Linked DNA regions of Mus musculus: region 2 is linked to region 1. Evidence: chromatin loops called from intact Hi-C (ENCODE). Cell type or tissue: gastrocnemius. All regions are shown on one strand. Links, peaks and the distances in the headings refer to the core of each region. The heading gives the core; the rest is flanking DNA. Region 1 has its middle 9.2 kb from the start of Gbx2. Region 2 overlaps Agap1 (ArfGAP with GTPase domain, ankyrin repeat and PH domain 1).

The links. Peaks named below come from ENCODE experiments on the same cell type or tissue, not always from the same donor. Only the 100,000 strongest peaks of a DNase experiment are listed, where the experiment ranks them.
Region 2: a loop joins it to region 1, with 2.2 times the contacts of the local background. A loop is called at or near these places in 17 of 42 quality-filtered maps.

Annotation. Positions count from the first base shown.
Region 1 is chr1:89,938,981-89,941,781 of GRCm38, forward strand. No RefSeq gene overlaps it. Among named protein-coding and RNA genes, the nearest start is that of Gbx2, 9.2 kb to the left of the region's middle. In gastrocnemius, for the core only: CTCF peaks have their summits at 443 and 1,635; a DNase peak (open chromatin) is centred at 1,575; H3K4me3 peaks cover 354 bases.
Region 2 is chr1:89,769,235-89,772,035 of GRCm38, forward strand. All of the region lies in intron 12 of Agap1 (ArfGAP with GTPase domain, ankyrin repeat and PH domain 1), which reads left to right. Among named protein-coding and RNA genes, the nearest start is that of 4933400F21Rik, 87 kb to the left of the region's middle. In gastrocnemius, for the core only: a CTCF peak has its summit at 1,271 (motif pointing right); a DNase peak (open chromatin) is centred at 575.

The DNA of each region.
Region 1 (2,801 bases), core at 117-2,616:
ACAAACAGGGCACAAATGTGTATTGTAGATTTCGGTGAATTAGGGAGCAGCTACTTTTACATTTATTTGTTTGAGTATAGAGGTTAGATGACACTTTGGGGGATCGGTCCTTTTCCTATTGGTTCTGGGAATTGAAGTCGTTACCCATCTTGGCTACAAACACCTTACTGAGTGAGCCACCTTGCAGGCTCAGCAAGTAGGTTGTTTTTGTTTTTGTTTTTTTTAAAGACATAGAATCTCTGTATAGCCCTGGCTGTCCTGGAACTCACTTTGTAGACTAGGCTGGCCTCGAACTCAGAAATCCGTCTTCCTCTGCCTCCCGAGTGTTGGGATTAAAGGCGTGAGCCACCACGCCCGGCTTCAGCAAGTAGTTTTATTTAACACTTTACAACATCGGAAACATTTGATAGAGAATCCGCATGGGCGTGCAGAGCGCCCCCTAAGGACCTCACAAGCAATGACATCTGGCTAGAGCTGTTGGGGTTTTGTGGTTCCAGGAAGCAGAAGGTCCTGGTAAAGTTCTCCTGGGACCGCAAAGGCAGAGGCATCGGTTTCATTTATGTCTAGAGTTGGACAAGAAAAAAAAAATAGTCTCAATTTCTTTTTTTTTTAAACTACTAAACCAAAAGAGAAGCCTGTGTCACAAACCTTCGTGCTTGCACGCGGCATAAGAAAGGCCAGATTTCGGATGTGACGTTCGGACTTCCTGTAAATTCCGTGAAGGTTCTTCTGAGCAGATCCTAGAAGCAGCTTGTTTTGAAACTTCTGCCCTCTGGGTCTGTGCATCGTAGATGGGCAGCTGACCTCAACCAGTCTCTGCGGTTCCATCTATGTAATGGGCCAGCATTCTAGCTTGCTCTCTCACCAGTGGCCTGACAGTGTCACTAAGCGGGGATAATTAGTACAGTTGTTGGGTCACAGTTTGTCGTGTGTACTGTGTCTGCACTGCGCGTTGGCGAGACGTCTGTGAGTGGCTGCCGGTGAGCATAGTTTATGGAGAGTCCCACGTCTAGGCCAGGTTTTCAAGAGTGCTGGGTGCGCCTCTGGTTAGTGCGAGGGCAAGGCCTTAAAAACGTGTCTCACAGGCCACCAAATGGTCCCTCCAGGGCGGGGATGGATGGGTGGGTGGGTGAGGAGAGATCCCGAAGCTCCGCCCCGGCAGGTGCATCCTGGGGTGGATACTCAGGTGCAGAGGTCTTTGCAGCCCCGGGAGCGGCCCCTGCCGTTTGTTCTTGTCATTAAGTTTAGCCTGGTCTAAGGACAAGTCACAGCCTTTCCGGGGAGATGGCTTCTAGATCCTGTCTCATTCGCTTAAAATAACAGATCTGCAAACTCTTGGGGTGCAAAACCTCAAACACATCCGTTTTCTGGGCAGGAGACCGGCACCCCGTGCTCTTTGGACTCCTGCTGTGCTCCATACTCCATCTCTCCTCTCCCCAGCGCCACCACCTTAGTGCCACCCTGTTTGGGATGCCCGAGAAGGGAGGAGGGGAGACCCGGTGAGTGAGGCGAGGGGCGGGGCCGGAGGACCTTGGGAGGACCGAGTTGACCCTGCCCACTTCTCTGCCTCGGGTTTGCTGTGGTCACGTGACTCTGACTCGCCTGCGCCCCCTGCCCGCCGCGGTGGGAATCAACCCTCAGGGAGTCAAGGAGAGAAGGGCTCTAGCCAAGGCCGGGCGAGGCTCCCAGTATTGGGCGCACACTTCCTTTCCACCCGAACATATATTTACCTGTTCTCCTCCTCCACTTTTCTTTTCTTCTTCCCTTTTCTTTTCTTTTTCTTTCTGCCTTTTTCCTTTCTTTCTTTCTTTCTTTCTTTCTTTCTTTCTTTCTTCCTTCCTTTCTTTCTTTCTTTCTTTCTTTCTTTCTTTCTTTCTTGAAAAGGAGCAAACATTCCAGTTTTAATGCGGCTCAATTATCTCGTTTACACGACGTAAAATGTTTCTCTTTAACTCATTTCAATCTAGTAAATATGCTTCAGCAAGTAGCTAATTTTTCAAGGATGGCTTTGCCTCGCCATTTGCATATAAAGCGCTTTGGGGCCTATTCTTTCTCTGAGAAGGGGGGGGGGGGAGGAGAAGGTCGCTAGCAGTAGGCCCTCCTCCTCCAGGTAGAGCACCTGGGTTTGGTCTCAAGAAGGCGCTGTGCCTGGCTGGGGTGCCTGGGGAAAGGGCAGCTTTCTTCCCTCTTTTCTTCCAGTGAGGCCTCTGGCCCTGACCAGCAGGTCCCAAGGAGAGGGCGCCTCCCCCACTTGGTGCCACCAGGCAAGTGAGGGTCGAGGACACATTTATCCTCAAGTGCGTTTATTAAATCGAATCTGGAGATGGATGGACGTGGATAGCAGAGAGGAAATCACAGGGCTCAGTTGAGCAATCTTCTGGCTTTAAATTCCGAATAAAAGTCTGGAATATTCCCGGGTCAGAGGGGCACCGTCTCATTAAAACCACTCTCGTCCCGAAACTGCAATGCAGGCATTAAAGTGCAGTATTTTTCAATTAGAGCTGACGAATTCAATCAAAATTCCATAGATTAGGATGAAATGAGGCATGGGTCATTTACAGGGGAATTTAATTGCCGAGCCATTAGACAAATAGTATATTTGCCATTCCCGCGTTATCCATCATTTTCGACATCAATACCGGGGCCGCATCTCCCCGTCCCGCGGCCGCCCGGCGTCGGCTGTAAACACTCCCTTCCCCGTATCTTCTGATTATATCTGATTTCATTTAGGGCCATGGGGGATTATAAATGTTCACGCAATCAAGTTCATTAGGACTTCAAATCGCATTTCGGTTTAGGGT
Region 2 (2,801 bases), core at 206-2,705, 170 kb before region 1:
GAATTGATCTCCACGTCAGACCCTGTTGTGGTCTGAACTGTTTATCACCGTAATGGCAGTAGTGAGCCCGAGAACACCAACTTATAATCCTGGGTGAAAGAAATTGGTATTTGCAGTCAATGAAGAGGAGCTTAGCATTATTGATAGATTCAGAACAATTATCTCTGCAACAACTATTGGCTAAGGGTTTCCTCGACTCTTACTGGAAGCCTGTGATTTTTTATTTTTTATTAATCATTTCCTTACGAGTAATTTTCTCTGGAAGTGTTAGGCAGGAGTGAGCATTCCTGCTGGGAGCAGGGGCCCTGGAGGGCCATCTATAGCAAACTTGGTTGTCATAGCACACTTCAAGGCAAGGTGTTTGTTTTAGATGCATCACCTCCATGCCAAGGGCAAGAGCCAGTCACACACACACACACACACACACACACTATCTGCATTAGTCTTCCAGTGTTCTGGAGTGTCTGACTCAGTCTGCCACTCCCCAACACCCATACCCACACTGTCCCTTGCAAGTGCCAGCCTCCTGATGGCCTCGGCCATGGCTGTTGCTATGGCAACAGCACTCTCAAACCCCAACCCCCTGCTGCTGTCAGGTTGTTCTGATAGCTCCACCCTTTCACAGATTGCTTCAATCCAACAGTTTATCTTCTGCCTCAATGACTGGCTGCCATGGTGAATACATTTCTTCATATGACTCTTCAGCGCGCTGCAGTTCCCTTCAGGCTCCCTGGCTCATACAGCTTTGGCGGTGTTAAGCACAAACACCATTTATGTTTCTGTGGGGAAGTCATATCTGACATCTGTGTGCGTGTACTTGTACCTGTGAACTTGCAGGATTGGGCGGAATGGAGGAGGGGAGTCCTGTATGGGGGCTCCTATCAATTATTTGCCTTCCTGCCAGGACCTATGGTTGTTACAACACAGTTGAGTCCTGATACGGAAGTACTTGAGGTTTGCTAATTTTCAAGTACTTTCCCCATTGTGGAAGTATTTTAATCCGCTGTAGCTCTGGTAATTGTCTGTACTTTGTTTTGTTGTTATCTTGTGGCTTCTGCTGTGCCCCATCCAAGAAGGGTCAGCAACTCTGCGTTTGAGAGCAGGAGGACTCTAGCAATTTCACTGTCCCTGTGGGCCCAAGGATAAGAACTATGGCTTCTTTAGTTTGTTTTGTTTTGATTTGTTGGTTTTGGGTATTTGTTTTTTGAGCTTTGCAGTTTTGTCTTTGGGTATTGTGCTGGCAATTCTAGAACCTGACCAGCAGGTGGTGGTAATAGGACACTGCAGGGCTTTGATCTAGTCATTTATGCACCTTTAAATGGGGGAGGGCTAGAATGTGTTTCTTGCCTCATATCTGACATTCTTTCTCTGAGAACCATGACCCCCCAAGACCATACCCATAATAAGCATCCACATTCACACAGGTCTTTCTTACATTCTTGTCCCTATGTGATTTTGTTTTTCTAAGGCAGGACTCAGAGTTAAGATGTAGAATCATATAAATTACCTGGGTTTTGTTGTTGTTGTTTTGTTGGTGGTGGTGGTGGTTTTTTAAGAAATACACGGTGGAAGAGAGAAGTGTTTTCTTCCAAGGCTCCTGACTGCTCCCATCAGTCCCTCCCAAAGCCTCCTGCATTGGGGAACCATCCCCTGCTTAGTCAGCCTTCCTCCCTGTGCTCTCCTGGCTCAAAGCCTGGCACTCCTGTCTAAGCCCCCTGCAGGGCAGGGGGCTGCTCCGTCCACCATGCTAGGCGGCCTCATTAGAAGGATGACCCAGGTTCCCTTCTCTGCATGTGGTTTGAGAGAAAGCAGAAGCTTCCTGGGTAGCCAGCCACAGGGGGAAGGGAGGATTTCTTTCCCTCCTGATCAGAATGCTATGACTTTGTACTCTGCCTCCTCCATTCCTGGCTATCAGCTATTTCCAGCAGTAGCTGCTGACCCAGAAGAAATAGGACAACCCCGTCACCCCAGTCACTAGGACAAGGAGCAGTGACTTTTATGCCTGAAGGCCAGCGGGGCTCTTACCACCACCAGTAAAAGTCTAGGAATGTTTGAAACAGATGGCCAATGCCGTGGGTCATTATAGCCCCCTCCCTCAGAATCTTCTAGACCACTGGATCTCTTCAAGGGGTTTTTAATCCTTACCAAGGGAATAGCCATTGATGTCTGGGGCATTCTTGTTAGTAACAGTAGTTGGGGAAGAAGGATCTGATGATAACAACCAGAGATGGAGATAAGAAGAGCTTCCTGAGCCAGAGTTAGCTGAACACACACAGCAGTAGTGCCTAGGTCTTGAGCTCCTTCCAGCAGCTGCTACCCCACCTCCCCAGGAATCAGAATTCTTCCAAGAAAATGGAAGCCGGCTTCCTTTTTTTTGGGAAGGTCACTTCAAGGCCTTGTCCTCAGTCTGAGCTCTACACAGCTTCTCCCAAAACTGCACCAGCAGTATTGCTGGGCTCAGGAGCTCGCTGACATTCCAGTTGCCACTACTAGTGGGCACAGAACAGCCTTGCCTAAACAGTCACTACTTGACAAGGCCTCCTAGTTAGGGTTACTGTTGCTGTGATGAAACACCATAGCCAAAAGCACTGTGGGGAGGGAAGGGGTTGTTTGTTTGCCTTACGTATCCTGAGTCATAGTCTATTAATGAAAACCAAGGCAAGAGTTCAAACTGAGCAGGAACTTGGAGGCAGGGGCTGATGCAGAGGAAAACTGACCAGTGTAGGCCTCTTTTAAGATGCAGACATGGATGTAAAGGGCATGTACTCTAACCAGTGGGGAGGCATCAGGTTGGACCCACA